Regions from separate parts of the Mus musculus genome. Here regions 1 and 3 are each linked to region 2. Evidence: chromatin loops called from intact Hi-C (ENCODE). Cell type or tissue: left cerebral cortex. All regions are shown on one strand. Region 1 overlaps Marchf4 (membrane associated ring-CH-type finger 4). Region 2 has its middle 7.1 kb from the start of Smarcal1. Region 3 overlaps Marchf4 (membrane associated ring-CH-type finger 4).

The links. Peaks named below come from ENCODE experiments on the same cell type or tissue, not always from the same donor. Only the 100,000 strongest peaks of a DNase experiment are listed, where the experiment ranks them.
Region 1: a loop joins it to region 2, with 2.3 times the contacts of the local background. A loop is called at or near these places in 2 of 42 quality-filtered maps.
Region 3: a loop joins it to region 2, with 2.0 times the contacts of the local background. A loop is called at or near these places in 5 of 42 quality-filtered maps.

The regions. Positions count from the first base shown.
Region 1 is chr1:72,468,675-72,476,674 of GRCm38, reverse strand. All of the region lies in intron 1 of Marchf4 (membrane associated ring-CH-type finger 4), which reads left to right. Among named protein-coding and RNA genes, the nearest start is that of Gm39661, 60 kb to the right of the region's middle. In left cerebral cortex, no CTCF peak of the experiment used is centred here; DNase peaks (open chromatin) are centred at 4,253 and 4,729.
Region 2 is chr1:72,572,113-72,580,112 of GRCm38, reverse strand. It overlaps a transcript of Smarcal1 not described here. Among named protein-coding and RNA genes, the nearest start is that of Smarcal1, 7.1 kb to the left of the region's middle. In left cerebral cortex, a CTCF peak has its summit at 4,766 (motif pointing right); DNase peaks (open chromatin) are centred at 2,444, 2,465, 4,750, 6,171 and 3 more places; H3K4me3 peaks cover 435 bases; H3K27ac peaks cover 1,571 bases.
Region 3 is chr1:72,454,577-72,462,576 of GRCm38, reverse strand. All of the region lies in intron 1 of Marchf4 (membrane associated ring-CH-type finger 4), which reads left to right. It also overlaps the pseudogene Gm15843. Among named protein-coding and RNA genes, the nearest start is that of Gm39661, 46 kb to the right of the region's middle. In left cerebral cortex, CTCF peaks have their summits at 4,719 and 7,440; DNase peaks (open chromatin) are centred at 4,747, 5,228, 5,540 and 6,446; H3K27ac peaks cover 340 bases.

The sequences.
Region 1 (8,000 bases), 100 kb after region 2:
TGAAATGGCAAGTCCAGGAGATAAATTGAGACAGACAAGGAAAGCCATGACAGCTGAAGAATATTAGAGTAGGCAAGACCTGGTGGCTTTGCCACTGGCCAGACAGAATTTTTGGACAAGATACGCCAATGAAGTAACTGAGACCTTTGGCTCTATCTCTAGGTAAGTTGCAGACACCCACAATCTAAACTTTACAACAAGTCTTATTTCAAGTAGCAACCTGCGTGTCTGATGCTATGGGACAGAGAAGCTCTGATGGGGGCAAAGTCTTTTTTTGGTTGTCTCTTATGGTTTCTGGTCCACATGGCCACTCACAGTTGAGGTATTACACAATCTGAAGGGTCTCACTCACATAACCTACAAGTACCCAGTACCCCCAGACTTGCACTATGTATAACCCACATGGATGTACGTGGTCCTGTCTGGGCAGTAAAGCTCCCTGTTGTGGCCTGAGGTCTAGTCCTTAGCCTTTCTTTAGCCTCTTCCAACACTGTTCGCTACCCTTCCTTCCTCCCTCCTCCTCCTCCTCCTCCTCCTCCTCCTCTTCCTCTTCCTCCTCCTTCTCTCTCTCTGTCTCTCTCTCTCTGTCTGTCTCTGTCTCTGTCTCTGTCTCTCTCTCTCTCTCTCTCTCTCTCTCTCTCTCTCTCTCTCTCTCTCCCTCCTCTATTTACACTGGCTGTCTTCTAATCCCCTGTCTCCTAGGATAGATTAAAGATGCCTCTTCCTCCGATAGACAGGTCAACATTCCCTCTTCTCAGATCTAGTCGAGTTTCATGATCACTTGAGCAGTAGCATGAAGTACAAATGGCACTGTAATGATTTTCTGGTTTCTTAGAACACAATCCTTGTGAGCACTGAGTCACTATGTCCTGGGTGCAGCTACTGTAGATAGCACAGGACAGTCACGTGAGTGCCAAGGCCTCAGCTGCCCCCAGTCTTCCTGCCATCCTTCTTAAGACACCAGGTGTAGGAGCCGAGTCAGCTTGAATTTTCCAGGTCAGCTCACCTGTCAACTGGATACTACCCAGTGACCTCAGTCAATGCCCCAAGGAGCAGGTGCCCACATGTCTAACCTACAGGATTATGAGATGAATGTGGTTTTTAGCCACTGAAATTCAGAAGAGTTGTTAGGATCTAGAGGGATGGCTCAGTTAATCAAATACTCGCCACTCAAGCATTAGAACTTGAGTTCAGATCCCCATGCTCATGTAAAAAGCTGGGCATGGGACATATGCCTATAACCCCAGGGTGTGATTGCATCACAAGCATCTATTCCTCCTACTGTATAGTAGCAGGGACCATAATACCCCAGGCACATAACTGGTACCTGGCACACAGTATACACTAAGTCCTTCAAGAATGAATGGATGAGGGGTCGCATGCATGATGCATGCCTGCATGCATGGGCACACGGTCCTAGCCTTTCAACCTGTTATAGAATAGTGTCACCCCAGAGACTGCTCTGTGTGCTTGGAGGGGCCAAGCGATGGGGATCTAGAAGCCGCCCACCTTCATACACAAAGCAGGTTTCTTTATTTGTGTCATACGCTGATAGTCTTTCATAAGATTCACAAAAAGTAAACTGGTTGTGCTTCATTGAAAAGACAACTTCTCCTGACTAAACAATCCAGGCCCGGTCTGCACTCCCCTCTCTGTGCCTAGGCAAACTGCTGGGGGCAGTAGGAAGAGCAGGGTTAGGCTGGGGCTCCTAAGAGGCAGCTGCTTGCTCCCCTATTCCAGGGTGGGGTTGAATCCTGTTCATACTGGCAGTCACTCATGAGAGAGAGAGAGAGAGAGAGAGAGAGAGAGAGAGAGAGAGAGAGAAAACAGAAGGTAGGCAAGAGCAAAGTGAAATTATTTATAGATGTCAGAGGTGTGTGTGAAGCCAATAAACACAACATATTTTTGAATGAAGCCAGGATTTTCAAGTAAGGGATGGGGGGAAGCCACCAACTATTAACACGTAGAGACTAGCTTTCAGCTCTCATCTGTCTTGTAGCTGCTGCATGGCACTGGGCAGATGACCCCGCGTCTCCCCTCAGTTCATTATCTATGAAATGGGGATAATGAGACCCACCTCTCAGCAGAGCAGTCAATTGAGTACATGCAGCAGTGACTAATGGGCCCTGGCTATTATGCAGTAGACATCTTCACGTTGTGTTTAGAAACGTTCATACAAGATTTAAGTAAATGGCTAAGGCTGTCCTCAGTAAAAGTTACAACTTACTAAAAATCTGACAGATTACAACCACTTTACAAAATTCATATCAGCAAACCATCACATCAAAAAATATTAAACATATGAGAATAACAAGGCAACAGAACAAAGTATTCAATGACCAAGCTGAAAATAGTGTATTTAATGTTGTTCCAAAAACAGTACGAGGGGGCTGTAGAGATAACTCTGTGGTTAAGAGCACCGACTGCTCTTCCAGGGTACCTGGGTTCAGTTCTCAGCACCCACATGGTGGCTCATAACTGTCTGTAATGCCAATTCAACACCCTCACACAGACATACATGCAGGCAAAACATTGATGCACATAAAATAAAAACAATGTTTAAAAAAACAGATGGACTTATCCAATCTATTAATACTATTTTGCTAATAAAGTGAAACGGTATGAATTTATCTCAATGAAAAGTTTTAGGAAACATGGAAACAGTTAGTTCTCTGCTCCTTTGTTTTCCTATTGAGTTTTCTTAGTGAATCTTTTAGTGACCCGTAAGCTCCTCAGCTTGGTCCTTTTGTGAGATGTCCCCTCATCTCCTCTCCCTTTTCTCTGTTCTTCTTGCCCCAGGTATTTTTCTTTGAGGCTTAGAGTAAGTACAGGATGATGCTCATGAATAGGACTTTGTCCCAGAGGGCAGATGTAGGACAGCTGGTCTGAGAAATTGTTGCAGAAGAGATGGAAAGGGAGCACTTTTGGTAAAAGAGGAATGTGGTGCAGTTCGGTAGATGTGTTGGGATATTCCAGTAAGAATGGAGAGATGTTCACATAATGAGAGCCATGGTGAGAGATTTTCTTAGGGATCTGTACTGTATTAATCCTCTGTATGGTTCGGACACGAGGGACAGGGATAAATGGAAGGAGGTGGCTGGCAATGCCATTCATCCCTGGATTGACCGTGCATGGATGACCTTATGCCCATATCCTTTCTATCCTAATGTATACAGTCTTAAGAGTATAAAGATACCTGTGTCATTTGATCATCTTCAAGTTTTTAATACCTCCATGTCACACTTTACAGATAGCCCTTGCTACAGATTGCCTCTTGCAATCCACTGTCAGTCCATCCTTCCAGAAAGCACTGGATAGCTGGAACTAAAGTGTTTTCAGTGCAATGGGTATCCTTGTAAGGCTCCTGACCACTAAGTGACTAGTTAATGATTATGAATGCATGCATGAGATAGATGTGTGTATACTGAGCTCAGTACTTGTGTGGAGTCCATAGGTGTTTTTACTGTCCTAGGGACTGAGACAGAATTAATTGTTGGAGATTTACAGAATGCAGACAAAGATCGAATAAAAACAAAAATACTGGCCATACCTCATATACATCTTTAGAGTAACACCCCTCCATTGCTAGAGGATGGTGTGGGCGAGAACTAGGGAGAGAAAGAACCAACCACTCTTAATAGGAACTTTGCCTCCATCTCTCTGCAGGTCTTCTCTTCTGGGGGGATGTAGGTATCAAGTTTACAAGTCTAGAATCTCCTTCAATAACCTCTTACTCCAGGCGATCATATTCAGGCTAAGAAACCTCCTGAGAACCTGATTTGTATTTACAGTAGAGAGGCTCCTTTTCAATATCTACAGAGCTTATGTTCCTACATCAAGGGAGCTTAGTCTAGGACCTTACACAGCAGAGAAGCCAAACAAAAGATGAGGTGCTTGCTTAGCGACCCTGGGCATGAACAAGTGAATCAGGTGTTCTGAAAAGGGATTTGGATTGAGCATTAGAAATACACTGGAAAGGCATCTTTGCACTCTGGGGAACCAGCATTCTCCCCAGTACCCGGAACCTCTCTCCCCTCCCTCTCTAGGTTGTTTCCTCCCTCTTCTCCCCCTCCCTCTCTCCATTGCTATGCTATAGTTACACAACACTAAACGCTTCTCTCTAAGCCCCTATTTCAGTATTCTAGGATGGGTACAAGTGGTTGCTGGTGCCATCTCCAGGTGGCCTCCCGAGCTGCCCAGCAATGCGCTCACTTCAACCACAAGTACCCCTGCTTCTCTGGCTTTGGCCTAGTTTATCTGCAAGCAAATCCTGGAGTCTGGTATCAGGTCGCTTTTCATCTGTGACTCTGTTATATAACTTATAGATTCTTAAAAAGTCAAAAACTGCCAGAGACTAGTAGAGATGATTAACCTAACATCCCCTTTTAACCAATAAATAAACAGCAACTCAAGAAAGAGAAATGGTCTTACCTCTGTGGCAGTTAGAAAGCCAAGCATTTGTCCATGGTTCTATATGAGCTACCTAGCTTGTTGCTGTAACCAAAGACAAGAAGCAACATAAGGGAAGAAATGTTTGTCTAAAGGGGTTATAGTTCATCTAGGCAGGGAAGCCATGGGGATAAGAACATAAGGCAGTTGGCCACATCATGTCCACAGTCAGGAGGTAGAGATGAATGCTCGTAACCAGTGTGCCTTCTCCTTTGTATCCAGTCTGACTCCTGGATGATGCTGCCCACTTTCAAAGTGGGTCTTCCCTCTTCACTTAAACCTTTTAGGAAACACCCTCAGCCTCACTCAGAGATGCGTATCCATGGTGATTCTAAATCCAGCCAAGCTAACAATGAAGACAAACTATCACATGCGCCAAGAAGGTCTTCATCCCTCATGTCATCTGGGAGGTGACCCCTGTGGGCATCAGCACTCTTGAGGCCTCCCTTAATGTTACCATCCATAGCCTTACTCCTAGCTAAGTATCACAGGCATTTTATTTCAGTGCCTCAGACAGCAGGAAGGATTCAGGCTCTTTACAGACACACTCTCCCTAAACCTATTACCGAATGAGCAAGTATCAGAAAATTCATTCCTTGAAGTGGTAAGCTGATTTGTGCAGCACATGACTTCTTTTGCTGTTGTTTGTTTCAAAAGTCATTTATTTATTATTCAGTGGGTCAATAACAATAGAGTTATGAAATATCTAGCATGATCGCAGTTTCCTTGGCATTTGAGAAAACTGATACCAGAGGTAGTTGTGCCTGAGCTGGGAAAGTGACTCCATTATCCTGCAGACTTTCTGCAAATATTTATGGGGTTTATTTTTTATTTATTTATTTATTATTTATTTATTTATTTATTTTTATAACCAGGCTGCAGTTTCCTCTCCCTCCTCTTCTCCCAGTCCCTCCCCCCACCATCTGGAAAAGGGCAGGATCCCTACTGATATCAACCAGCCATGGCATATCAAGTTACAGTAAGACTAGGCACTTCCTCTCCTATTAAGGCTGGATAAGGCAGCCCAGTAGGAGGAAAGGGTTCCCAAGGCAGGCAACAGAGTCAGAGACAGCTCTTGCTCCCACTGTTAGGAGTCCCACAAGAAGACCAAGCTACACAACTGTAACATATAGCACATGACTTCTTTAAGTGGACATTCTGCTCATTTCCTTAGCACAGGTGGTCTTCAGGAGCCAAAGCACTGAACTGTGATCCAAGGACCCTATTTAGAAGAGGAGGAGGAGCCAGATCTTTGCCTTCTTCCCATCTCCTTCCTCTGTCTTCAGGAGTATGAGGGGGCATGTGTGTGCATGCAAGTGTGTAGAAGCCAGAGGATGACATCACGTGTCTTCCTTTACTGTTCTTCGTGTTATTTTCTGATAGAGTCTCTCGCCAAACCCAGAGCCCCGGTTTGGCTATAACAGCTGTCTACTAAGCCCCCAGGCTTTTCCTGTCTCCATCTCTGCCCAGTGCTGGGGTTAGAGGCATGCCTCTCTGTGCCTGGCTTTTATGTGTGTACTGAGGATACAAACACATGTAAAGTTATCAAGTCAAGATCTCACTATGTGGCCCAGACTGGCCTCGAACTTATCATTCTCCTGTCTCAGCTTTTCAATTGCGGGAATTACAGGTGTATGACACCAATTCTAACTTGGAAGATGTTGATTCTAATACCAAACAGACTCTTTGGTTTACATAGGATAAGACTCAATGTCTTCTTCTCTGGGCTTTTCCTAGAGGCCACGGACTTGCCTCTGTTTCTGTGGGGGTGGAAGTTGGCACCGCTACAGAGGCTGCTCTGCTTGGTCAAATCTTTTATTCTGACGGTTCTATTTTAATTCCTACATTCCAAGCTTGTACCAAAGCTATGTCTTAGTCCTCATGAAGAATGAATGGGGACAAGGACATTGAGAGGGAAATGGAACTCAGCTGTGCTTCCGTCCCTTTCCTTTCTTTCTGCTCCCCCTTTTTTGGGTTTCAAATTAGAAGCTTGTCTTTATAAGTTATTAAATGTCATTTCTATTGTCCCCTTGAAGGAATTGCTCTCCTTCCTAACTGAATTTATGGCAAAATTTCAATAAAAATCTGAGAATAAAAGTCCAAATGCACAATAAACATAAAACTGCTTAGTAGTTATAAATGACGGTTCATTGCTTTGAGTTTTAAAGTGTTAATAAATTAAGGTTTCCTGGAAAATTCTGAATTTTAATCTCATTAAAAAGGGTCTTTTGGAAGTATCATCTGTATTTTTAATGGCTCCGCCTTAGTTTTTTACCAGAGGTTCACTACAGCACTAGGTGAGGAGATTACAGATGAGTTAGTCATTAGTCCTGTCTCCTCTTACCTATACTCCCTTGAAGTAACTGTGAACCACAGTTGAGTTTCTGCTCTTCCCTGAGCACTTTACATCTCATCATTCTCTACAGTTTGATTGGATAAGTACCACTGTTACTCTCATTCCACTGGTGAGGAGAAAAAGCACAAAGGCACTAACCAACTTGCCTCCCTGTCCCCGAGAGCCATATACACCATTGAATATTCACGCTAGAAAGCATGGATTGCCTTGCTCCCCGTGCACACAGGCATTGGCCTTCACTTGTCATCCTCTATTACACGTGTTCTGGGAATTGTAATAACAGAGAGAATACACGCATCACTCAGTGCAAGTTTCCCCCAATCGATATCGCATTCATTTATTCCAGTGAGAAAATATTAATGTCTCTCTGAGACAGTCGTGCTGGGCCACTGCTTCTAATCGTAGAAACACACAAATGAGCACATATATCATGCCAGCACACAGGCATGTGTGCACACAGGCATGCTAGCACACGTACATGCTAGCACACATCATGCCAGCACACAGGCATGTGTGCACACATGCATGCTAGCACACATACATGCTAGCATACATCATGCCAGCACACAGGTATGTGTGCACACAGGCATGCTAGCACACATACATGCTAGCACACAGGCATGTGTGCACACATGCATGCTAGCACACATACATGCTAGCACACATCATGTTAGCACACAGGCATGTGTATACACATGCATGCTAGCACACATACATGCTAGCACACATCATGCCAGCACACAGGCATGTGTACACACATGCATGCTAGCACACATACATGCTGGCACACATTATGCTACCACACAGGCATATGAGTACACAGGCATGCAGGCACATATACATGCTAGCACACAGGCATGTGCACACACACTTGGAGGCAAATCTTGTGTTTGTAGAGCTCTCTGAAGGAGGAGACTAGGTACACTAGTTACAGTTGCTGTGTATCCTTTCTCTCAGGGGAAGTCAGAAGCACAGAGCAGAGAATGAGAAGGTTTACAAGCTTGGCACTCTGGCAACGAGCACCATGAGAAGGTCCTTCACCCTGGCTATAGTCCAGGAACTGTTGTACTATTGCAATCAAGATGACCTCCAAGTGAGGCAGGTGCTCAATACCGTGTACCTCCTTTGGGCCTCCCTTCAAAGCTTCTCTCACCTGCTTTGGGGGTGAGGACCAACCCCTCTCTGTACCTCCTGC
Region 2 (8,000 bases):
CCCCATGGGCCTAAGGGGGGCATTTTTATTCAAACTACCATAGTGTGTGTGTGTGTGTGTGTGTGTGTGTGTGTGTGTGTGTGTGTGTGTTTAGGGCTATGTGAGTTCTGGGAACTGAACTTGGGTTCTCTGCCACAACAGTGTGCATGCGAAATAACCCACTATGCTATCTCTGAAGCCCAAGAGTTTAATCACAAGGGATGCAATGAAAGGGGGAGAAGGTGCAGGTGTTGGGGCGATCTGTGCAGCCCAGTGTCATTTTTAAAGGTCTAGTATTCCTTAGCTCTTGCCGTACAGCTTTTAGAATGGCCTTGAACTTGCTGTTGTACCTTTGAAATGTCCTCCACAGGTTGTTGTTCCGAGTGCTCACTGATGCTGATATTTTGAGAAGCCATGGAACTTCTAGGAGGTGGGACCTGGCTGGCAGGAGCGGGTCACTAAGGGAAGCATTTGAAGTTTATAGGAGGCTCCCTGTATGCGGTTCCGGTCATGTTCTCTCTGCATCCTGGTCTACTGTGATGTGAGCATCCTCTCTAAGTGTTCTTTCTGGCCATCATGAACTGAGCTGCTGTGACACACTCTTCCCTCCCACCCTCTGAAGCCATGATCCAAAATAAACCTTCCCTCCCTGAAGTCGTTCCCCATGACTTAAAAGCAAGGCAACTGTTGTGTTTTATAAAATGGCGGAGTGTGTGTGTGTGGGGGGGGGGGGGGGAGAGCAGGAAGGGGCGGAGGGGAGGGGCCAAGGTGTCCGTCCCCCTGAACAATCAAGCCATGGGAAGCCATAGGACAGGCCTAATATAAAAGCAAGTTTATTGGTGAGAAGGGAAGAGGGGCAGAGGAAGAGAGGGAGGAGGGAAGAAAGAGGGGAAGAAGAGGCTGACAGGGACACAGGGGAGAGAAGAAAGAGAGAAAGGGGGAGGGAGAGAAGAAGGGAGGAAGGGGGAGAGAGGAGAGAGAGGAGAGAGAGAGGAGAGAGAGAGAGAGAGAGAGAGAGAGAGAGAGAGAGAGAGAGAGAGAGAGAGAGAGAATAGATGGAGAGTCCTTTTTGTAAATGAGCCAGGCTCCTACGTGGCTGTTGCTAGGTAACTGTTGGGCGGAGCCTTGAAAAAGAAAAAAAAACAAAACCCTGCTAAGAGCAACCGTTCAGGAGAGTGCAGGCTAGCAATTTAACCTAGGGCCTCATACTTGCTAGGTAAGTACACTACCACTGAGCTTCCCGACTCCTGTACTCTCTACTTTTGATTCTGCTTCCCTTATGAATTACCCTTAGCTTTCCTGTTCTTTCTTTGGGAGCCAAGATTTATTAATTACTTCCTTCATCGCTATGACAAGATGCCTAACAAGAGCAGGGAAGGGAAGCAGGAACAAGGGAAGCAGGGTTTACTGTGCCTGGCAGTTGAGGTGCGGTCCATCTCGGTGGGAAAGTGTGGTTGCAAGAGCTTGAGGCCGCGGGTCACATCGCATCCGCAGTCAGGAAACAGCACGGTGGCGAATGCTGATGCCCAGGCCACTTTTTTCTTATTCAGTCCGCGATCAGTGCTTAGAACGGTGCTGCCCACATTTAGGGCGAGTCTTCCCACTTCACTTAACCGAATATAGAAACTCCCCCACAGACTTGCCCTGCGATTTGTTTCCATGGTGATTCTGAATCCCATCAAGTCGTCAATCAAGAGTAACTGTTACAGAAGGAGAGGAGCATAAATCAACCAAACTCAGCCTGGTGTTTATATCCAGAGATCAATGGCTCCTAACTCTCAGGTCAGCCTTCTTCCCTCCCTTCTGTCCGATGTCCCTTCCTTCCTTCATCTCTTCCTCCCTGTTTTCCCTTCTCTGACTGCTTAACTGTATGCTTACTGTGAGAAATAGGCACAATACTGCATTAATCACAAAGGGATCCAAAGTCATGAGTTTGTCATTCTGAGGCTTAACCCAAGACCTTTAAGATTCTACATCCTCTTGGGTTGCCCCTAAGGGGCAAAGGCTTTGTCCAAGTTACGTTATTTCCACTCTGTAACTCTTAATTTTCCCCCTGTGTACTTCAGGGACCTGAAAACAAAGTAGAGGGGTTTCTAGAGAATCTCTGTAATTTTCATTTCTTGACCCAGAAAGTGAAATCAGGAGGGACCTTCGAGGATATTCGTCTCCTCTCTTAGGAGTAAAGAAACAGAAGCCCTGGACCTGATTAACCCGGCCAGAGACAGGTGCCTTAGCAGGCCTCTTCTTAGGCCTTAATTAGATGTACAAATGGTCACTGCATGCATTCCCTTGCCTAATGGCCTGTGTCTGGACACCTAAACCAGATTAAAGTCTCCCTGGGGAGCTTCCTGCTGCTGATGGAAACGCTGGGCTTCCCTCTCCGTCCTTCTCTCTCAGATGCCCTAGAACAGGGCCTGACAGTCTTTGGGGAGGATTTTTTGACAGCCGCCTCAAGGGCACAACACCACTCAGGTTAATTACACCGAGAGCGTGAGAGCGCTGCGGTGAGATCCGGGAGCAGATGCGAGGCTTTGGGTCTTTAAAGAGGCTGCTCCTTCCCAGTGTGTTGCGGGCTGAGAAGGAATGCATTTGCATATCCAAAGCACAGAGGAGCACTGTGAAGGTTTATAAGGCACGAAATTCACCTTCCTTAGCGGTTGTTCGGTTCTGATGGACTTAATTACTGACTCCGGCAGTTCTGCTCCTCTTTGCCTCCCCAAGACCCCTCCCCCAAACTCTAAAAGTTAGGACCTGTTTGCTTCAAGCTCCGTACAGCGCTCATTCCAGGGGCCGTCGTGAGGCCCTGCCTCGTGTCTTCATCACTCAGTTTGGGCTTCCTAGCTGGTATTACTTCACAGGCAGTCCTCCCTCTCGAATCTGGCACTTTTTTTTTCCCCTGGGAAGACGTCGCACATCTTTTGCCGAAAGCATCCCCTCGACACCCTGCTCCAAATTTCTTCTGGCAAAATGTCACTTCTTCTCGTCCTCCAATATTGCCACTCTCCTTTTTTTTTTTTCAAAGTCCTTTCATTCATTTCTTCACTTGAAGAAAACTCAAGGGCTACACAATGGGTGAAGGCATCCAGACTGTTAGTCAGAGACACTTCATAAAATTCAAGGTCTAGTGAAGGAGGCAGGGCAGAAAGAAAAGAGAGGAGGAGACTAAAGACTTCAACCGATGAAGGACCTTCAACAAGCCAGAGAAAGAGGACAGAGGGGACCAGTTCAAGAGCGGTCTGGGAAAGGCAGCATGGACCCCCAAAGGTGGAAAGCAGACAACCACTAGGCCCCAGAAGCAAGCTGCTGCCTGACTCTTCCTGGGGAGATGCGAACAAACCTGTACTCACCTAAAACAGGGCAAAGACCAAAAGAGCGAGGCATACTTTACAGGAACGTGAGGGGATTCCTAAGGATCTGCATTAGCCAAAGGCCTCGTTCCACAGGGGCTGTTTGACTTCTCCAAAGCTGACTAGATGGAGCCCTCCCTTCCCCTAGCCTTCTACTTCCTACTTGGTCTAGTCTCTCTAGGCAGCAAGTGCAGCTGGGACAGGGTGTAGGAAGGAGTGGCTGAACAAGTACCCAGGCTGGCACGGAGGCTGCCACGGAAGGCGGTGGTATGAGAGGGGATCAACATGGAGGGGCTAGAGAAAAAGAGGATAGGTGACTGGGGCCCTGCAGGTCATAACAAAAGTCTGGATGTTAGTTCTGAGAACAGGGGAAGCCACCCAAAAGATTCCTACTGGAATGCCGTGATATATGAGTCTGTGGAAGACACTTTCTCTGGAGAATAAAGGTAGGTAAGTGTCCACAGGAAGACTTGGAGGGACGTTAACAAGTCTGGGGAAGAGATGATAGGGACTGGGCTAGATGTCCAGATTGGAAGGCTGGGGTGACGTACGTACTTAATGTTTTCTTCTCCTCAGAGCATGATCTCACAGGCTAATACAAAGCCAAGTTATCAAGGAAGAGGTCTGTTCGGGCTCATGGTTCTGGGGGCTGCATCTAATGATGCCCTTCTGATTGCTAGAGTACTGAGGTGACAGAGACTAGAGAGCCCTGTAGGCTATGCTCAGGGTGGGCAGACTTCCTCCTTGGTGACAGGCAAGGGACCAAGAGCAACTCAGATCAAATAGCTTTTACAGTAGACCTGCCCTCTGGTAACCTGTTAGCCCATCAATCTCCTGCATGGGTGAATCCACTCAGGAGGGGAAGCCCTATTCACCTCCTAACAGTCCCGTACCTCTTGACATCTCATAATGGGCACTGAATGGGAGACTGGAGCACCACTGTTCCACTCCAGCACATCTGACCCCGTGCCTGGATCCTGCAGCGGTGGACCCTCGCTGCAGACCGCTGTCCTCCAAGCACATAGCTCTCCCAGGGGTGAGAGGCACGAAATTGACTTCAGAAGTTGAGGTGGCGTGCTGAACTTTCTTACGGATTGTTCTTAATCCTAACAATTGGTAGTCATTTACAGGATTGTAAATCAGAAGAGAAAAATGATGGCTTTCTCATGGCTATTCAGGGAAAACGAAGACATACGAAGGCAGATAACGTGTTTAAGCATAGAGAGAATACCGGGGCCTAAACTAGATCACAGATATCTGGGTTCCTGCTGCTAACCTCGTATGCTGCTCTGTCGATGATACAACAGGTGTGAGCCACCAGTGTTTGATAGTATTTTATCCATTATTTCTACAAGAAATGTCCTAGTTTGTTTCTGCTGTGAGTTCAAAATGTAACGTTAGAAGTCGTTGGCCAATTACAATGTTCCTGAAGACCACAAGGGGGCAGATAACAGGCCATGAATCCTCACCTGGGTCCTTCCCTTCCCCCATCTCCAGAACTTCTCTCCAGGTCCCTTTTTTCTACATTCTTTGTTTCATTTTACATTTCTACATTTCCATTTATTAACTTCTTTTTTTTTTTATTGGTTCACCCACATCCACATTTGACCTGGCCATAGCATAGAAAAGTGTTTCTCAACCTTCCTAATGCTGTGACCCTTTAACACAGTTCCTCACATTGTGGTGACCCCCAACTATAAAAGTATTTTCGTTACTAGTTCATAACTGAATTTTGCTACTCTTATAAACCTTAATGTAAATATTTTTAGAGATAGAGGTTTGTCAAAAGGGGTCATGACCCCAGAGGTTGAGAAGCTCTGGCACAGACTAAAGCTTATTTTAAATGATTTGCTCCTGGCTTTGAGCTCAACTCCTTTTGCTGCTGTTTGAGATGAGGCATCGCTGGGATTAAAGCCTTGAGCCACCACGCTGGCTTTGAGCTCAGCTCTTAACAGATATAAACAAGAGCCCGGTATGTTGAGGAATTTCAAGAGCAAGAAAGATTTAGGAGACTCGGGACCTGCACCCTGCAACCGCTCTGACCTCTTCTAAGCACCACCCAAAACGTGGGATTCTATGGCTCTTGGGGAGAAGGTGACTCCTTCTTTCTGACTCCAGCATTTCATATTTCTCCCTGTCAGAAGGTCCTGCTTAGTGCCCACGACCTTGAAAGATAAGAAGGAATTTGACATCCAAAAGCAATAGGAAGAATAGTGGTTATACAAGAATATTTAATCTGATAAAAACACAAATGTAGAGGAAACTTGCTTAATTGAATGAATAATGTATAAGACATTATTATTATTATTATTATTATTATTATTATTGTGGGCAAGCTCAGATTTGTTTTGTCAAAAAAAAAAAATCCTTGGGGGAAGCTACTAGGGGCAGCTAGAAGCAGCAGGCTCAGACGTAAGGAGGGTAACGGTGTTGTAACGCTGCTCTCTGCAGCAAATAGAACAGCTCACATCTGCCCTTGATGGAGCCACTCAGGCTAATTCGGGAAGGAATGGTTCCATTCATCATGAATGTAAATTATCCTAATAGAGCAGTTAAGAGCAGAAATGCTTTCTAGGTAGCTTACAGGAAGGGACCTCCCACTCCTGGATGCAGTAATAGGAAACCGCTGGCTCTCAGCTCCATTTGGGAAAGAGTGTTAGCGCCCGTCTGATCACTTCCTTGGTCCTCAGCCCTGGCTTCCAGGAAATCAGCCCCCTCTTAGCCTTCAGCTTGATAGTATTTGAGTTTTCATTTTATTCTTCTTCTGTAGGCTTCAGAAAAAAAACAAAAGGTAGGCTTATTCTTTCTTAACCCTATGTGTATAACAAGGACACATCTTTCAGAAAATTACCCAAAGCCTTGAGATTTCTGGCACCAGTTTCTATTTTGGGATTATGGAAGTAAGCACCCACATACCACTAGCCTCCTCCCGCTTGTGTAGGCTATTCCACACTTTTCTCAGTACCCTCACCGACTGGTCCACACTCCTCTATTTGTACATAAGTGAAAGTATTGTCTCAAAAAAAAAATCCTCAAAGAATGATGGACAAACTGCTCTAAGGATTTAGTGAGGAGCTCTGATCATGGGTGCACAGGGACTTTGGACCAAGTTTAAGCTGATGAAATAGTATCTTAGTTAGACCTCGAAAGATAAGATAAGGGATTTGACATCCAAAAGCAATAGGGAGAATGGTGGTTATACAAGAATATTTAAGCCGGGCGGTGGTGGTGGCGGCGGTGCACGCCTTTAATCCCAGAACTTGGGAGGCAGAGGCAGGTGGATTTCTGAGTTCAAGACCAGCCTGGTCTACAAAGTGAGTTCCAGGACAGTCAGGGCTATACAGAGAAACCCTGTCTCGAGAAACAAACAAACAAACAAACAAAAAGAATATTTAATCTGATAACAGCACAAATGTAGAGGAAACTTGCTTAATTGAATAAAATAATATATGAAACATTATTATTATTTATTATGATTATTATATAGCACTACGGATGAACCCAGAGCTGCATCCTAAGCAAGCACTCTATTCCTGAGCTTCACCTTTCATTGGCGAGCTTACTGCTTACCTGAGATTGATTGGCTGGCAGGATGTTTTCCTCTACGACATGATCTTTGGTACCCTATGAACAAGGCTGCATAAGTGAAGGAGAACAGGACAAGTGTCTTGATGAAATGTGACGGAGTTCGGTGTCTGTGACATGAGAGAGAGACCACCAGCCTCCATATGAACACAACCAGTCCCTCAGGAGCCACCTCAAACTGCATCTCCAGCTAGCATCCCATCACTAGTGTATCCTAATTACACCGGAGGCTTCGTGAATATGCCTCAGTATGATCATTTCCGCAATGTGGATTTTAGTCACAGAGACTGATAAATTGCAGCTGCTCAGAAGAAATGTGGAGCTTATCAAATAGTGTCATTTGATTATAACTATAGATATTGATAACACAATGAGCAAGGGTTCTCTAAATGCATCTCCCACCATCACCCCATATACTGGGTGTTATATCACACAATCAAAATGGTTCAAAGGCTATCTGAAAACTCCCCAAGGTCGGATGGGCCATATAGGAACTGAATGCAAAGCCATAACAAAGTTGATACCTTGATCTCTGGAATTAAAAAGGCCTGTGGCTGAGTGAGCTTCCAGACAAAGTCAGGCTCCAGAAAAGAGTCAGTTTCCTAAGGCTACAATTCATCAGTTGTGCAGAGGGCCTGGCATGTACAGGGTGGCCATCATCTTAGCATCTGACACCTCTTTATCCAACTTCTCTCCTCCCCAACCCCCAGTCTAGATTTCCCTGGGCCTCTCGGCCTCACCCAAGCAATGTGTGCTGTTTGTGTGATCAGCAAGTCGTTTAGGGAAAAGCCTTTTAATTAAGAGGAGAGCAACAAATTATTAAATCAGAGCCGTTTATTACCCTGCCATCTGGCCAGAACTCTTTCTGGCCCCCTTCTTTCCTAAGCCTTCACGGGCATAGAAAAACAATGACAGAGCAGAAACAGGTGCCTGCCTGGACTTAGAAAGGATCATGTAGCCTTTGCTGGAAGCAAAGTGAGGGTTCTAAGAAGACCTTTTAGTGTCTAACCTTCTCAGAGATTGCTCTAATACCTGTAACATGGAGATGCTAGTGTCTACCTGGAAGCTCTGTGATGCCTCCCAGAGGTA
Region 3 (8,000 bases), 120 kb after region 2:
AACGATGGTAATGATGAGTTAGACAGAAAGACAAACAGACATTAGATTACACATCTGGGCCATTCGAAATACAGATACAATTATGCCTCTGCACATTAAGCGTGACCTTCTTTCTTCCTGCCAGCCCTCAAATCCTGTGGTTTGTTTACTATGCAGACCATGTTCGACTTCACAGAATTGGATGTTATTTAAATTCAATTATTGTGAGGTTAAGTTCTTCTCTCTAGTAGCAGTTGAGTGAATTTAGAAGCAGTTAGAGGGAATAGGTACATTTATCTTATACCAGTTAAATTATAGGGAGAGAAGCAGGGTAGGAATAAAATAATTACCAGGATAATGAATGTCACAGTTTGGAGGGCTTGGGTTCAACTGTCCACCTTTCTTGTCCCTTTTAACATCCGATTGTTTTGAGACAATGAACAGATAAACCAGGACATTTTCCATGAAGATGCCTGTAGATTAACTGTGTGAGGCTGCCCGATTCTGGGTGTTTCTGAGAGTAAGTGCGTGGTATGAGAATAGAAACAGAAATAATTTTGTAGGTTAATTGGATTTAGTGCCGATAACTGCAGCTTATTAGGGCTTTAGGTCTCTTCTTGGTAATAGATTTCTCTCCTCTTTAGATCAAGTTATCTCACAATTCATAATTTCTCTCCAATATCACTGGCACGCTGATGGTCCCTTGAAGCCAAGATTTGGCCTTAGATCTATTGATGAAAGCATAGTGTGTGTGGGAAGGGGGTGTGGATGGGTGGTGGAGCTAAAAGACTCTTCAGAAAACAGAGCTGTTCATACACTTTCTCATACAGTATGCACAAAATTCAGGATGGCTTGTCTGTGAACAATAATGGATTTTCAGGTCTTGGGGCATCTATGAGGTCATTATCCGCCCTTCCCTCATCCTTCACAGTTTGGCAAGAAGGCCATCATGATAAGTCATTTTTGTCCTGATCCTGATGCCACAATACATTGACTCCCACAGTCTGGAGAATGAGGAAATGATTGTCTACTGTCCTGATGGAATGAGACACTGAAATTTTCCAGGTTACCCTCACTTTTTTCTTCTATGCACTAGCTCTTTTGGGCATTGTCTCTTCCTGTCTCAGCCTTTCTCCACAAACTCAGAATATGGCCACCCAAACAACTGATCAACATCTTGGACCCACGATATTGTTTGTTGTGCTTATAGTTGTGTGTGTGCACATGTGCGCAGGAATGCATGCTTGTGTGTGATCTTATGCACAAGCTATTAATAATCCTCACTGTTAACTGGTCACAGAATATGAGGCTTTAAAGAGCGATGGAAAACAGGGCCTGACTTTTCTTGTCAGCTACAAGTTATCATACCATAGACACAACCTAAGTCAGGCACTGGAAGTCTCTACCTTCTTTAGCATCTTCATGCCCCTACACACACACACACACACACACACACACACACACACACACACACACACAAACCCTATGACCTAATTCTTGCCCTTATGCCTATCCGTCCCTGTCACAATGCAGAGTTCTGGCCTGGAGGGGAAATTCTGACTTTAAAGTTTAGAGCCTACAGGCCTTCATACCACAACAGCTCCAAGACTGGACTTTCCTTCACTAATTTTTTTAATTAGTGATTTCCTTTACTCCTTGGAGCAATCTTTAGTGGATTAGTCTGCGTATGAAAATCTTTGTCTCTTAACTCTTTTTCAACAAATGTCTCCTTCCCCACTAAGGTTGGAAACTTGAGAGTGGAGGGAAGAGGAACTGAGAGCCTATTTTGATCTGTCCCCAACCCCTAACCCCCACCACACAGACATCAATTAATATCATATAAGCATGACCTAGAACTGATTCTGGAGATGGAGATGAAAGAAAGAGTAATAGGGTGCATATGTGTCTATCCAGTGAGGGAGATACCAATGGGGATGCGGCAAGGCCATCTCTCCTATCAGGACTAAAAAATGAATAGTTTTAAAGACAGGCTGCTGTGGGTGGAAGAAGAGATGAAGTCAGCAATGCCTGTGTGGAAAGAGGGAGCTGGGTAAACATTTGGTAAATGGAACTGGTTTCAGAGCCCAACTCGTTCATCTTCATGAGCATGCAACAAAGTCTCTGAATGGGCACTTCATTTGTGAAGTGGGAATGGTAATCACTAACCTCACTGTGCTGAGGTGGCAGACGACATTACATCTACACACATGGTCTACAGACATGAAGAGAGAGATACAGAAAAAAAGAAAAAGAAAAGAAGGAAGGAAACTAATACTTGAAGGAGGTGGGAAGATGGTTTTAGTTTTGCTAAGCCCTATGGTAGTGATTCGTAACCTGTGGGTCGAGACCCTTTTGGCAAACCTGGATCTCCACAAATATTTATATTATTATTCATAACAGTAGCAAAATTACAGTTATGAAGTAGCAACAAAAATAAATTTTATGGGTAGTGATCACTACAGTATGAGGAACTGTATTAAAGAGCCACAGCTTTAGGAAGGTTGAGAGCCACTGCTCCATTGTAACCCTTACATATTAGCCTCCATTTTTTTTTTAAACTTTATCTGCATTTATTTTTTGCTGAACTTATTCCTGGGCCATGAGTTTTGTTTCTTCAGTTTCTTCTGGTATATCTTTTTCTTCTGTGCAGCCTCCTCTTCTGGCTTTGGAACGATCTGTTCCTTCTCAGTGAGGATCATCTCAATGTGGCAGGGGGAGCTCGTGTATGGGTTAATCCGGCCATGAGCTCTGTAGGTTCGTCGGCGCATCTTAGGTGTCTTATTCACCTGGATGTGTTCAATGACTAGAGAATCTACATCTAAATCCTTAAGTTCAGCGTTACTCTCAGCATTTTTAAGCATGTGCAGCAAAAATTCAGCACTCTTTTTTGGCCACCGACCCTGTGTCCAGCCCCACTGTTTGGCCTGGGCACAACTACCAACTCCACCATTATACCGCCGGAATGGCACACATTGCTTCTTTAAAGTGACATCCTTCAGATACTTGGTGGCTTTGCAGATATGCATACCCTTGATGGCCTGGGCAGTTTCTCGGGTGTTATTTTGTGGGGTTGTCTGGGTCAAGAGAGTAGCGAACCATCTTGGCAGGTGACCTCTGGCTGCTTACAGGAAGAGAGCTACTAGCCTCCATTTAAGTTGAGTGAGAACTAACTTACCCCCTTGCTCCCCTGCTTTGATATAACTTCTCTAAAGCTGTTTTGATATTTCATACCAATCTTGGCCCATTGGTACTTCTTTCTCCACCTTCAATATAAGCCCAACTTCTTTTATTTTCATATTTCACCTAAAAATGAAAAAAAAAGCAGAAAGTTTGCTAGACTCATAGATAATTATTTGTTCTCATCTAACTTGATCCATCAACATTAGACAAGGCTAATGGTTTCCCCTTCTTAGCATACTTTGTGTCCTTTCTTGGCTTTGGGAATGCTGTGTTCTCTTTCCTTCTTTTCTCAGTCTCTTATGCTGGTTCCCAACATTTTCTGGCCTCTAAACAAGGCCACTCACCAAGATCAGACCTTGTGCCTCTCCTTTTCTGGCACCCACTAACCACTTTGGTTATCTCATCACAGTAGCGGATTTAAACACCACCTCCCTGCGAATGATTCTCATGCTCCTGTCCTCTCCCAGCCCAGACACCAACGTAACGCATCTGCAGTGTTTGTTTGGCATTTCCACTTGATGGCTCATGGGCATCTCATGGATTGTCTCAAAAGTCAACACCCAGTCTTTAAACCTACTTTTTCTCAGTCTTTCTCAAGTCAACTGAAACCAACTCATCCATTCTTCCCAATGCTCAAGTCAAAGTCATCTGCTTTCCTGCTTTTCTCTCACACCACATCCAATCCACCAACCAACCTCAACATTTGTTTCTTCAAAAATACACCCAGAAACCAATAATTTCTTAGGTTTTGTATTGACTTACTCATCCTCCACTTGGATTATTTCAATGGCCTTCGGTCTCCAGATCCTATTTTATTTCCCCCTAGTCTGTCCACAGTAGAGAAAGAAGCCTGTGTGATCCTGTCATGCATAGTCAGATCAACACAGATGACACAGGTGAGTAAGAGGGCTTAGAGACTGAGTCTCTCTCTCTCTCTCTCTCTCTCTCTCTCTCTCTCTCTCTCTCTCTCTCTCTGCATTCAAGGCTACCCATCTCATGCATAAATGTCAGGCCCTTAAGATGCTCCATAAGCTCTTTCCTTATCTGTTTCCTCGCCTTTGATCCCAACTTTGACATCTTCTATTTCCCTTCCTCTCAGAACTCAATCTTAATATACCATTGTCTTTGGTTTTCCCCAAATATGTCAGTCACTTTTCTGCCTCAGAGCCTTTGCACTTACTCATCCTGCTCAGATTTCTTGATCCCATATATCTGCATGGTTTACTCCCATCTTAATTCAAATAACCCTCTTCAGAGGGCTCTCACAGCCATCGGCTATGGAATATACTTAGTTTCCTAGTTGCTGTGACAAAAATATGAGAATGTTACTTGATTCTAGATCCAGTCAAGTTGACAGCCACCACAGAGTTCCAGAGAATACAGTCTGTTATGGCAGAAATGACAGGGCCATGAGACCACGAAGCATCTGGTCACCCTGCAGCCAACAGCAGTAAGCAGAGAGAGAGAGAGAGAATGCAATGCTTGTCCTCAGCTTCTTTCTCCATCACTCTGGGTCCTGAGCTGTGGGATGCTGCCACCTACACTCAGAATGGGTCTTCCCTCAAGTTAAGCATTTCTGGAAACAACTTCACAAACACACTGAGAGGTGTGTTCCCATGGTGATTCTAAATGTAGTCAACGTGACAATGAAGATTACCCGTCACAGTCCTGTTTAGGATCTCAGTCCACATGTCCTCATTTACAGTCCTTTCCCATTCTATGCTTATTGTCTCCATAGCACATGCCAGCTTCGCTTAGGTATACACAATTTACTTGTTTATCTGATTTATTGTCTTTATCTACCAGAGAATGTTATGCCTACCACCTAGAAGAGACAACATAGTAAGTAAATATTGAATGGACAAAAGGGTGACTGAACACGGCTTCAGGTGGTTAACAAGTTGATCAAGGTCACACAGACTGTCAGAGCCTGAATAAAGCCAACACCGTCTAGGCTGAGAGCCAGGCTCTTGATCATCAAGAGTCTCAATAAAGGAAAATAACTATAAACTGTGCCCTAAGGCTGCTGTTTTATTGTATCCTTGTTTTGATCTCCCAGAACAGCAAACTCCAGCCCAGCATGGGGCTGTCTTTGCCACACGATGCTGTATATATTTCTTCCTGCTCTGTGACAGAAATGCCTGGTTATGAGTAAGTGGGGGGAAAAAAAGCAATCTTGGAGTTACCTGGCATTTCCATAGCAACTGGGTAACCTAAGGACTCTTGAAGCCAGATCTTCAGACTGAAAAAGGCAAAAAAAAAAAAAAAAAAAAAAAGCTAAAAAACAAACAAGAAAAATCTGTGAATGGAGAGATAACTGTAGCTACCAACTGACTCACTGGAACTCTTCATCCTCTTCTTGGTCCCTCCCACTGGGTTAGTCACAGCCACGGCTAGAAAATTACCTTGTCCCTGCCTGTAGCACCATCTCAACCCAGGAGACCCGTGTTCTTCTCTTATCTAGCATCTCTAAGGTAAAGGTTTCCTCAAACACTCCCAGTATCCTGTAGTAACCCAAGGACATTTCTGGACTGGGAATCTAGAATGCCGTGTACTGTCCCAAAACAACAAACTCTCATAGAATGTCCTTTAATCTTAACCTCTCTCTGTGACCTAGTTAACTATTTCTTAAGCCTCTTGCTTCTTTATTACCTATTCGACTTATCTTAGCATGACAGTAGGAAAGGAGAATTGCAATAAAAAATGAACACTTAAAGAAATGTGAGTTAAAACTGTCATTTGGCAAGAGGGCTTACTGGCGCTGGGGACTGTCAAGCACTTTGTATGCTTCATCGCATTTGATCTTTCTTTTGAGGAGGTAAGAGCTATCTGTACGTAGAAGAAACAGCATCCCAGAGGTTAGGGGCTTGCCTACATTTGCTTGGCTAGTAATGGCTGAAGAGACTATTCAAAACCAAAGTGCTTGATTTCTAAAATGCATGCTCTTAGCCACTCTCACAGACTCTGTCCCTTGAAAGCCAGAGAATTAGAGGAGATCCCTGTTTCTTCCTTGTCCTAAAACCCCGAGGTCACTGAAGAAGTCTCCGGTCCCTTGGCTTTTAGTGAGCCCCCTAGGATCTCTGGCATTTGCTGTACTCTGCAGATTAGTTTACTATAATCTGCACCAAAGGGTGGGGGCCTCAGGAGCTGGGCTTCCCCCACTCTGGGCCTGTATAGTTCAGTCCACACGTTTCCTGGGCATCACTGGTTTGCCTAGTTAATGGGGTATCAGTGAGCAGCATAAATCTCGGAGGATATGAAAATGATGTAGTACCAGACTGTGTGTAATGAAGCAGGGAGAGGAGACAGGGCTGCAGCTGGCAGTCATGGGAGATTTGGCTGCAGGGCTTGAGATGGGCTAGAAATATCCCTCCCTCCTCCAGGGAAGGAGAAAGGAAGAGATGCACGAACAAGGCATCAGTGTGGTGAGACCAGGGCACTGATACTGGTCAGAAAGCCCTGACTTCTCCCTTTCCTCATGTCACCGGCTGGCTCTGTGACACAGACTCTACATCACATCTTCTCTTGTATTAGGGGATGTTCATACTGGGAGCCTGGGGGAAGGGTGTCCATCTCAGTTTCCATATTACACCATTTAAACTTGTGTATGCATGGATATGTACATACAAGCATTTGATGGTGTGTGTGAGAAGCCCAAGCTTCTGTGCGAATGTTGAGGACCAAGCTTCAGCCCTTCACACTTACGCACCAAGCACTTTGCCAACGACACTGAGATCCTGCTCCGGCTCCCCCTCCCCGCAGCAAACCTCCTCATTTTTAGCTTTTAAGGAGTTTACTGTGAAGAACATCTTCATTGAATTTAACATGATCTTTTTTTTTTTTTTTTTTTTTTTTGCTGCCAGTTATTTCTGTTCTATTGTTCTTGAAGACACATGGGTATAATAAGATGGTATTTTACCCTAACCAGTAAAAGGACCGTGGCCCTCCTCCCGAGGTACATAAAAACATATCCTAGGCAATTGGCATAGCAGCACTAACAAGTTTAAAAGAGCTTCTTTGTGGATTTTTTTTTTAATCTAGTTTTTTTTTTTTCACCAGATCTACATTTTAAAGGAGTTTTAATACCCTGGTTACTAATATTCTCAGTGCTAGAATGGAGTCCCCATTCTGTCTATGGGTTGTCCAGTGTGGATGTTGGGGAATTAACAAGAGGCTTCAGGAGAAGCACCACAGCTCTGGCCTGTGGGCACTCAGACCAGGCCTGGCCAGGCCAGCTCCCTCTGTAGGTAGGTCTGTGACTCTCCAAGGGCTCTAGTGAAAGCTAATGGTCCCCATCCAGAGGCCAGGAGGAGAGCTCAGATCCTGGTAGGGGCTGTTGTCAGCCAGTAGCTCATCTGTGCCTTTTCTCTTTGCTGCTGCTTGAGAAACAAGGGTGCAGACTGCTGTCACTTGGTTTCATTGCCAGCGACCAGAAGTAATGTCTTTTACCTGATCAGCGACTTGACATGGCTGCTTAACAACCCGATTAATCAAACCTAGCTCATCCTGTTAGAATTAATGAGCCTAGGAAATGCTGCCATGAGTAATGAGGGCTTTGCCCCTCCCCCAGCACCTCTCTCCACTCACCCCCTCCCATTTCGGTCTCACAGCTACAGCCACTCAGTAACATTCGGAGTTAGAGTTTGCTGTACTGAGCGGCCAGCAGCATGCACAACTCCTGCCTGCTCTTCCCTGCTGGTCATCATAGACCCCAAGATAGGCTATGTCCTAGAGAGATAAAAACCTCTTGTTTATCAAACGGAGAAGCCCATGATTATCTGCCAAAGTCAGATTATTGTACTGTAGGCACTGTACTGGGTGCTAGAGATGCGAAGGTGTAT